Regions from separate parts of the Homo sapiens genome. Here region 2 is linked to region 1. Evidence: chromatin loops called from intact Hi-C (ENCODE). Cell type or tissue: HepG2. All regions are shown on one strand. Each heading gives the region's core, and the rest is flanking DNA. Links, peaks and the distances in the headings are about the cores only.

Evidence for each region. Hi-C counts contacts between places; a loop is a spot of excess contacts. Peaks named below come from ENCODE experiments on the same cell type or tissue, not always from the same donor. Only the 100,000 strongest peaks of a DNase experiment are listed, where the experiment ranks them.
Region 2: a loop joins it to region 1, with 2.0 times the contacts of the local background. A loop is called at or near these places in 1 of 110 quality-filtered maps.

The regions. Positions count from the first base shown.
Region 1 is chr18:69,750,341-69,755,731 of GRCh38, reverse strand. All of the region lies in intron 6 of DOK6 (docking protein 6), which reads right to left. Among named protein-coding and RNA genes, the nearest start is that of CD226, 190 kb to the left of the region's middle. In HepG2, for the core only: no CTCF peak of the experiment used is centred there; a DNase peak (open chromatin) is centred at 2,701.
Region 2 is chr18:69,821,983-69,827,373 of GRCh38, reverse strand. The region is part of intron 7 of DOK6 (docking protein 6); the gene reads right to left. Among named protein-coding and RNA genes, the nearest start is that of CD226, 120 kb to the left of the region's middle. In HepG2, for the core only: no CTCF peak of the experiment used is centred there; no DNase peak of the experiment used is centred there.

The sequences.
Region 1 (5,391 bases), core at 97-5,096:
CCTAACAGTGGGGGACTCTGCAGGTAGAGCTATGCACGTTAAAAACGTGCATTACACCCTCATATGGATGGAAGTCCATCATCCACCACCATAAAGAACTAGAGGCCAGGCTCATTTTATGAAAGGATTATTAGGAGAAAAGATAGGACTTTCGTCTTTAAAGCCAATTTCCCATATGAGGCATAAACTTAATTAAACACATAAATCTTCAATTCATGTCAGCAATGCCCATTAATAACAACAATCCATAGATTCAGTCTCATATTAATCACCGTTCTGCCTACTGTCTACTCTTTATTCCTTTTTCTAATGTATTATAATTTGTTTATTACTCAGCATACAGTAGATCATTGATGGTAAATTAATCTTTCCAAAATGTGATGAAAGTGCTTTTTCTTCTCTTTTTTTTATTCTGGGAGACATTTTTCTTCCCAAATGTGGTCAGTTTTAAGCATCAGGGAAATAGAGTAAGCATTTTTTGTTTGCTGGAAATATAATTGGAAGCCACTGGATAATAACTCTTCCACATGATTTGCTTCTGAATCACCCTGTATTGTTTTACGCCTCATGTTTCTCTACTCTTCCCTCTTCATTGTTTTCGTGTTCTAGGATGCTTTTAATGATATTCTATTTCTTTAGGTTTCTCCTTATTCTACTTCCATAATTTATTGCTGAAAAATGGAAAATTTGTATTTAAAAAATTGATCATGGATTTTCTTGGGATCTTTGCCAGGGATACAAATCTAGTCCCCCATTTCTCAGATGTCTAAATGTTCCCCTGGACTTTTAAAATAGAGTCCATTCCCCATGTGTACCTATGTATTGAGTACTGCTGTAGACTGAACTGTGTTCCCCCACAAATTCATATGTTAAAACACTATCCCCCAAATGACTATATTTGAAGACAAGGCTTTTAAAGAGCTTAATGAAGGTTAAGGGAAGATATAAGTGTGGGGACCCTAATCAAATAGGACTTGTGCCCTTAGATGAAGAGGAAGAGACACAGGGATAAATATTCACAGAGAAAAGGCTATTAAGGACACAGCAAGGAAGTGCCCATCTAAAAGTCAAGAAGAGAGGCCTCAGGAGAAACCAACCCTGCAGGTATATTGGTTTTTGCACTTCCAGCCTCCAGAACTGAGAAAATAAATTTCTGTTGTTTAACCCATCCAGTTTGTGGTATTTTGTTATAGCAGGCTGAGCAAACTAATATGAGTACTCTCATGGGGAATCTAAGAAATGCAGAATCTGATTTAACCAGCAATTCTTAATTTTGTTATGAACTTTAAGCAATGTATTAGAAATTGACCTGTTTGATCTGTGCAGTGACTAAGACAGTATTTCAAGCACTCTTGATAACTTCTTTTTTTTTTTTTTTTTGGAGATAGGGTCTCACTCTGTTGCCCAGGCTGGAGTGTGGTGCAATCTTCGCTCACTGCAATCTCCGCCTCCCAAGCTCAAGCAATTCTGCCACCTCAGCCTCCCGAGTAGCCTGGATTACAGGTGTAAAACTTTTTTTGATGACAGGCTTCAACAAAGAGGACACACATCCTTAACTATTTAATTAAAACTCATCCTTAACTATTTTCATATTATAATGCTTCAATTAAAAGCATTAAGAAAAAACAAAACTTAAAATGCTATAGTAATGCCTTCATTGAAAAAGCAATGCATCAATTTGACCAGGAGGATTTTTAGGACCATAAAAGTATGTATATCAACAAAATATATAAGGCAACTTATATTGCAAATAAATATTTATATAAAAAATTATGTTATGAGATTATTTCTAAACAATGTATTTTAAGAAATTAAACAAGATGGATACATGTGTTTGAAGTTCTTTCATTCCTTCTCTGCAAGGGTCTGCTGTATTGATTCTTTCAGTGGACTTAGTAAAAAAAAAAGTCTCAAACAGCGATACAAAATTCTGCAATCTTTGTGCCAGAATTCCCTTGTTATTTATAAGACTATTTCCTGTAGGCGATGCTTCTCCTTTTTGCATAGGGTCAGGATTTAGAAACGATGCTCTGGCATACATACAGAAATCAACTAGATTAGGAGGCATTGATTCAGTTCTTGATATACTTGCCATCACTTTTTGTCATTTTTGGTTCTAACTCTCTCTTCCTTCTATTCTTTTGAAACAGCAGTCAGTTTTCTAGGATATGAGCAATGAATCAGGAGTTAGTTAGCATCTAGAAAGAGTAGAGATCACAGCTCAAATAAGCCTGGAGAGTAGTTAAAACATTTGTGTTTTATTTGAGAGGGACAACCGACACATCTCATCACAAAGCCAACAGTCTAAGAAAATAATTTAGCCCCTAAGTGCTGTATGGAGACTGCACTGATACCTTTGTTTGAATATAACACAAATGAGAGTTATGCTGTCCTCAAGTTGATGAGAATAGACCCTTCTCCCCAACCAGAAAAGAGGTTTAGATTTAGAGGGCTCTTGTAAAGATAGAAACAAGGGTGGGTTCCTTGTGTTTTTCCCATTTAGGCAATATATAAATACACTTATCTTTTATTTGTAAATATTTGAGATTCGTAGATGATATCAAAGAGATTCCAATCCTCATCTCTCTTTCCTCCCCTAAACTTCAGAAGATTCTTTTGAACACATTTCATTGAAAAGGTCATTTTTAGGAAACAATGAGTCCTGTGTCACTCTGGCTTTGCACTTTTGTTACTATCTTTTCAAGTATGTTTGTACAGCAAACAGCCTCCAGGCAGAGGGCAGATTTGTTTCCTGACCAGGACAGTACAGATCCTATTTTCCTCCAAGGCAAAGGCTGGGCAGGGTTGCTAGCAGCCCCCTGATAAGATGGGGAGTTGCTAACTCAGATCCCTTGGCTGTGGTAATATGCAGCACCATCCACCCTGGCTGCTCCACATGACCCCGTGGGACCAGGGGACCAGGGAAACCTATGGAAGCATGAAACTCATGATGCTCGCTGTGCCTCAGGAATCAAGTCCTCTGTCTCTGACTCAGGAGTTTTTTGTGTTTTCTGCCAACATCCATGAAACTAATAGGCAAGGGAAGCAGGGCTGGTAGCATCTTTCCTGCTTTTGCTAATCTTTGATTGTCTCTACTCTTCCTATCTCTTGAATCTAAATTACTGTATTAAAGTTCCTTCATTGAACTCTCTATCACAGGCTCCATTTACTTAAGTGGACCCTGAATAATACAAAGGACTACCTTGCTATGCCCCAAATGTATTCACTATATCCATACTGAAAGGCATTAACTTATTTCTGCTCTTTTGGAACTAAAAACTAAAAAATCTCAAAACTAAAAAATTTTGAGAAAAATTTTAAACATTTAGGTTAGTTATGCCATCTAGGGACTTTAGCTGATGTATGTATAAGTAGAATTATGACCGTTGTTCCCCTAAAAAGTCATCAATTCTCCTAAGGTTATTTGGTGTTCACATTTTAATACAAAACCATCAAATTCTTGTAGGATTTTTTAAAAAAATACATTTTTATAAGTCCTTTCATATGTTGAATTTATATATTTGGGTTTTACTTTGGATAATGTTTCTATATTTTTATATTTATCTTTTAGAGAGACTTGTGTTTTCATTTATGTAAATAACTCATATTTTTCAGTTCTTATATTTTGTGCTTGTGCTAATTAATTTCCACCTGCTGTTTTTCTTAGGTTATCTTCTTGATCTATTTTTTTTACCTTCTCAAGTTAAGTATTAATTAAAATTGTATTTGTTTAATAAAAGCATTTGCTTCTGAATGAAGTAGAATAGAAGGTATTCTCTCCTAAAATTATATAATTGTAAATTGTAGCTTTATTTCCTTTTTTACATAAAGTATTGCTTGTGTATATTTTCTTAAGGTAATGATTTTTTGTGCACTTTTTTTTTCCTTTTTGTAGAGACGAGATCTCATTATGTTGCCCAGGCTGCTCTGGAACCCTGGCCTCAAGTAATTCTCCCACCTCAGTCTCCCAAAGCACTGCCATTAGAGGTGTGAGCCACTGCACCCGGCCATTTGTGCAAATTTTATTATTTTTTATTTAATGTTTTGTAGTAGAGAACATGCACTGAGTAGTTTCCGTACATTAAAATTTATTTTTCATTTTTAACTAATATGGCCAATTTCTGTACATCTTGTAAGTACTTGAAAAGATGCACACACTGATGTAGAATCTCTCTACACACACTCAAATATACACATAATAAACACTATTCACTCTGCATTTCCTGCTCTATATATATTTGTTCAATTTTTAATCCACTGTATCAAGATATGAAAGTGTTAATTTCAAATGACTGATTAGCATGTTTCTGTCCATTTCCTCTTGTATCTTTTAAGTACTTTTTAACTGTACTATAAATTGACAATTTATAATTATATATATTTGTGGGGCACATATTATAATTTATGAATACAAGTGAAATAAATCAATCTAATTAACATAACCATTAATTCAAATACTTATCTTTTTTGTGATAAGAACCTTTGAAATTTACTTGGTAATTTTGAAATGTACAATACAGCATTACTAACTATATTTGCCACAATAGAACACTCAAAATCAAAATAAAACATACTCTTCCTGCCTGAGACTTTTACCCTTTGACCGTCATCTCCCTGTTGCCCCCGAGCCCCTAGCCTTTGTAGCCACATTTCTACTTTCTACTTTTATGAGTTGATTGATTTAGATTCCATTTATAAGTGAGAATACATGGTATTTGTCTTTTTGTGTCTGGTTTATTTAACTTAGCATAATGTTCTCCAATTCCATCTATGTTGCTGCAAATGTCAGTTTTCTTTTTTTTTAAGGCTATGTTGCTGCAAATGAGTTTTTCTTTTTAAGGCTCAATACTATTCCACTGCGTATGTGTTCCACATTTTTAATCCATTCATTTGTTGATAAACACTTATGCTGATTCCATAAACTTACTATTGTGAAACATGCTGCAGTGAATATAAGAGAATTGAATCTCTTTGACACTGATTCAAATCATTTGGGTACATACCTAGACGTAGAATTGCTGGCCTATGGGGTAGTTTTATTTTTAAATGTTTGAGGAACCTTCATGCTGTTTTCCCCAATGGTTGTACTAATTTGCATTCCCAGCAACAGTGTTCAGTGTCCTGGTCCCCTTTTCTCCATGTCGTCACCAGCACTTGTTACCTTTCATCTTTTTATAATAGCCATTCTGATGCGTATGAGAAGATATCTCATTGTGGTTTTATTTGCATTTCCCTAATGAATAGCAATGTACAGCATTTTTTATGAACCTTTGTAGCCATTTTTATGTCTTTTGAAAAATGTCTGCTCATGTTCCTTGCCCATTTTTCAAGTACTATTTTATACATGAAAGTGGTATTTTATTTAATTCACAAAGCTTTCTGACTGTTCTA
Region 2 (5,391 bases), core at 112-5,111, 72 kb before region 1:
TCACTCTTATAAGGCTACAATGTCCAAATGGTCATGGCTTTAAAACTTTTTATGTTTCATCATTATGAATTATACCCAAATCCAAATGGCAAGTAGTAGCAGATGAGATTGGGAATGGAGAGGGAATCAGTCATGGAAAGTTTGTTATACTCTACCAAACAGATTGGATAATTTTTTCTAATAGGTGATAGGAAGCTTTGAATGATTTTAAGAAAGTGAGTGATTGGATCAGATTTATGGTTTGGAAGCTCATTCAATGGGACTACCAAGTAGCTGCTTTCAACTCTGTTTCCACTATACTATATCTGATGAGTAACAATTTATCCCTAGATCAAACAATTGTTTTTATGCAAGACTAGTACAGAGATTAAAAAGAAGCTTCTGGTTTTATTTGCATTTCCCAAGGTTTAGTAACAATTCCCCATTTTCTGCAGCAAATTATAATCCTCTAGCATCCAATAGGAGAGTTGAGAATTGTGGATACAGATCTATATAAGAATGGGACCAGAAGGGGTGGGTATGATAGGGAATTGAGAAAGTTTATTCTTACTGAGAAAAATCTATAATTATTTATTACAGTTAAGTTCATGATTCTAAGGTCTGCATTATACAATGAATAAACCATGCAATAATTTCAGAGCCTAGAAATCTGAAATCTAAATAACTTTCTAGTTAGTAACACCTACTGGACTGGATATTGCAATATGTTTCTACTAGTATTGTAACCATCCCAATAGAAAGTAAGAGATCAGAGATTCATGAAAATGGAGTCAAGATTGTAGGAGAAAGAAGGAATTTTCTTGACATTCCTCATGTTTTAGGAGAACACTTTTCTAGGTGGGTTTAGCAACCCTTATTAGCCATAGTACCACTCTGCCAGTGGGCAGCAATAAAAATTGTCATCTTAACCCCTTATTAGTCTTTAATGTATTAATTGGAAGAATATATTTGAGATATATTTTTATGAATTATTTTTCATATTAAATACTAATGTTTTTGGCTAAAGAAATGTACGTTCAGAGTAACTGCTACTTTACAATATTCTGGTCCATGTTCTGATGGAACTGAAAACCTGCAGGATATGGAAAAGGCTGAGAGTACAGATGCCAAGGCCAGTCCTAGCACTTACCAGCTTACTTTGGGTCAAATATAATCACATATCAAGTAGCAGAGTGTTAGGCTCATGATAATACTGAAAGCTTAGTGAGCACTAGCAGTGTCAGACATCCCATTTATGTCAATTTACTTAATAGACCTGATAGGCCTACAGGAGAGGTGCTCTTATCCTCATTCTTAGATGAGGACACTGAAGTACACAGACAGTAATGGTGGAACTCAGGCTACCAGCTCAAAACTCTTCACTGACCTCCAAAATGTTAACACTGCCATACAGCACAGTGATTGGGGAAAAGGACAATATTTTGCAAATAAAAGCATATTTTACAGGCAAAGGTGCAAGGCAAGCATCATGCTTTTTTTTTTTAATGCCACACTGTTACAAGATTTTCAAAAGAGCACAGCATAATCTGAATTATTTGTATTTTGTATGTACTTGACTATGAGAATATTTTTTCCCAAACATTTGTTATCTCTTTACGTTTTACTTTCGTTTCATAATTGTGAAAGTCAGAAACATTAGTGTTTCTGTTTTATTTTATGAGTAATAATCATTTAATAGAATAGAAAGTTAAATCTTGAATAGAAGTTATGATTGATCGAGACCATCCTGGCTAACACGGTGAAACCCCGTCTCTACTAAAAAATACAAAAAAATTAGCCGGGCGTGGTGGTGGGCACCTGTAGTCCCAGCTACTCGGGAGACTGAGGCAGGAGAATAGCATGCCCAGGAGGCAGAGGTTGCAGTGAGCCGAGATCGTGCCACTGCATTCCAGTCTGGGTGACAGAGCAAGACTCCGTCTCAAAAAAAAAAAAAAAAAAAAAAAAAAGAAGTTATGATTGATAAACCGTTTGCAATGTTCTTGGATTCTTGGATTACATTGGTGACAATGGGTTGGCTAATGTTCCTAAATTCACTCTGTGCTCTCACTACTGCAGTAGAAGATAAGAGTATTTTAATGTAAACCATTTATGTTTCCATAATTAATAACATTGACTTAATGCAAATTGGTAAGTCACATAAATTAAGTTTTTCTAAATCTTACTAAATCAAAGACAGAAACAGTTTATGTTTGTTCGAGTCTTTTTGTCTCTAAGCCTGCACACAAGTCTCTATACCTCTATCAAATTTGAAAAAAACTTCCTGTACTGGGAAATTTGGGTAGCTCTTTGGAGAAACATATTAGTTTATGTTCTCTCTCTACATTATAGATGAAAAGAAATTACAAAGACCTTGAGAAATAAGGAAGTAGATAAGCATTAAGTAACACTAGAAAGAAATTTAGAAAAATAGTTTGAATTGTGAGATTTTTCTAAGTACAAAAGCAGTTGAAGTTGAAATGAATGATCATTTGTAATTTTTCAAGACTAAGACTAAAAGAATCATACCCTGGATATGACTCCTCTCAGTCTTCACTTCATTCAGTCCTGCGGAGCCGCAATTTAAAGTGGCTTTCTCAGGACAGGGCGGTACCAATCTCCTTTAATAAATACCATTTGGGTGTTCATTAACACTTCAGCCTGGATTCACAAGGGGTCATGACAGTGAATGGGTTTGAAGTGGTTTGTAAACGATTTTTGTTAAAAATTTGAAGGACACTGGGTGCAGTGGCTAACACTTGTAATCCTAGCACTTTGGGAGGCCAAGGTGGGAGGATCACTTGAGCTTAGGAGTTTGAAACCAGCCTGGGCAACATGGTGAGACCTCATCTCTACAAAAAATACAGGAATTAGTTGGCATGGTGGCACGTGCCTTGGTTTCAGCTACTTGGGAAGCTCAGGCAGGAGGATTGCTTGAGCGCAGGAGGATTGCTTGAGCCCAGGAGGAGGTTGAGGCTGCAGTGAGCTGAGACACCACTGCACTCCAGCCTGGGCAACAGAGTGAGACCCTGTCTCAAAAAATTTTTTTTTTTTGTAAAAACCATCATTCTTAGCAAACTATCGCAAGGACAAAAAACCAAACACCGCATGTTCTCATCCATAGGTGGGAATTAAACAATGAGAACACATGGACACAGGAAGGGGAACATCACACACCGGGGCCTGTTGTGGGGTGGGGGGAGGGGGGAGGGATAGCATTAGGAGATATACCTAATGTTAAATGACGAGTTAATGGGTGCAGCACACCAACATGGCACATGTATACATATGTAACTAACCTGCACGTTGTGCACATGTACCCTAAAACTTAAAGTATAATTTTTAAAAAAAAAGAAAAATAACTACTATAACAAGGCTGTCTGATGTAAGTTTCTGTTTGCTTTTTTTGGAACACATACCACACACAGGTCAGGTTGGTAGCACTATCATCTAATGATTATAACTTTTGATCTTCAAACACGTAAGTTTCTGACTTGTGCAAATGAAATACAAATTGTATTTTTAGAGTAAATGCTATTTTTTTTGTAGACAGTTCTTTCCAAATATAAATCCTATGAAATGATCATAGAAGAACCTTGATAGAGATGAGAGAAGCAACTCAAACGGGTCTCAGGGGAGCTAAAAGTACAGAGTCATAGAAGGAAGGCACCAGGAAGATGCTGATATAAGAGAATGGAGAATACCCCTGCTTCACAATTAATTCCTTTGTCTTTAAAATACACACACACACACACACACACACACACACACAAACACACACACTTCTCCTTCTCCTAAGGACTCTTTGTGGTTTGAAATGTGCTTCTCCAGCCTCAGCTTTCCAGTACCATCCTGACACCCTCTGCTCTAATGGCCCTCTTAGAAACTACACATAGTTTCCAGAGAAAGCAGGCTCTCTGAGCTGTGGCATGGGCTTCTTTCTTTACTAGGAATGCTCGCCCTCACACTCATCTGAACTTCAACTCCTACCATGCTAATTACCATTTTTTCTTTAAGAATTTATCTAGGAAGGCTTACACGCTCTTCCCCACCATCCTGCCCAACCTGAGTTGGAAGCCACTTCACTCTGTCTGTTAGCATCCTCTGCATACCTCTATTTCATCTCTCATCTCCTTGCTTTTGTCTCTCCTCTATAAGATTATACTGAGTTGAGAAGAGGAAGCTTATTTACTTTTGTGTCTTTGGAGCCTTGTGAAATGCCAGGCACACAGCAGGCACTCAATAAATATTAATGAGTAAAATTATGAAAAATGGATGCAGCAGCTCACTCCTGTGTACACAGATAGAGTGGAACACAAAATGAAGTACAGATGTCTCATCTTGCCCTGCACATTTTTGATTGTTAATCATTACCTGTTGAATCAAAGTATTTTAATTATTTAGCCTGGTCCTGACATGGGGAAATGACAATCCTTTATAAAATAAAAATGTAAAAATACTATAAAGCTAAATGTGATTGTCAATGTATGCTATAGGTATGAGAATAAGGAAATTACTATTTCTTTTTTAAAAAAACTTTTATAACTTCATTATAACACACTGGTCCCAACAAGTATAACAATTTAAAGTATTTTTAAAAAATGTAAACAGATGCAGATTTAGTGAGAAAATGAACGTTTTTTGATAGACTGTTCTCCGTGAGTCTTTTGCATTTCTGCATGTTTTGTGAGCAAAGGCAATGACTGCCTTGTTCTGGATTATCTTTTTGAGGATATGTCAAGAAACATACGCCTGCAAAGGTCTTCCTCTGAAGCCAAAGGAAGATTTGTTTTTTCCAGTACAAAAAAGATAATGTCTCTTTCTGGGGGAAATGTCAGGCTGGATTATTGCCTATTTTAAAACACTGGGGTTCCCCAAACTTGTAGTTTCCCTCCTGTGATACAAGCTACTTCATGTGCAGGTGCCACCTGAACTTTTTACATCATCTTTTGGGAATTGGGATTCAATTAGCCATCAAAAAGGCTAATACTCTTGTTAATGCAATTGCTATGAGTAATAAACTGCCCATTGTCTCTGACCCAGCAGTCTCATGTCTTCTGCCAACATCCATGAAACTGTGGCAGGCTAATTTGTTAGCTTATAAGTAGGGTAAAATTTCAGGCCCTTCATAGTTCTTGACAATGTCAATAAGGAGTGATATTTAACAATTCCCACGCTAAAGGTGGAGGCTTCAAAATTTTGCTGGATCTGACATTTACCCATTATTCAGTAAGACTCTGCTAAGTTTCAGTGCCATCATTCCTTTATATGAAATGCATTATCAAGTCTTAATGAGATAATTTATGTAATAGTGACCAACTGGATAGTTTCATAGGGAGAGTTGAATAACCTCGTGATATATGAGAAAGAAAGAGTGAATACAGACAATGTTTTTTTCACTAGAGAAAAGAAAAT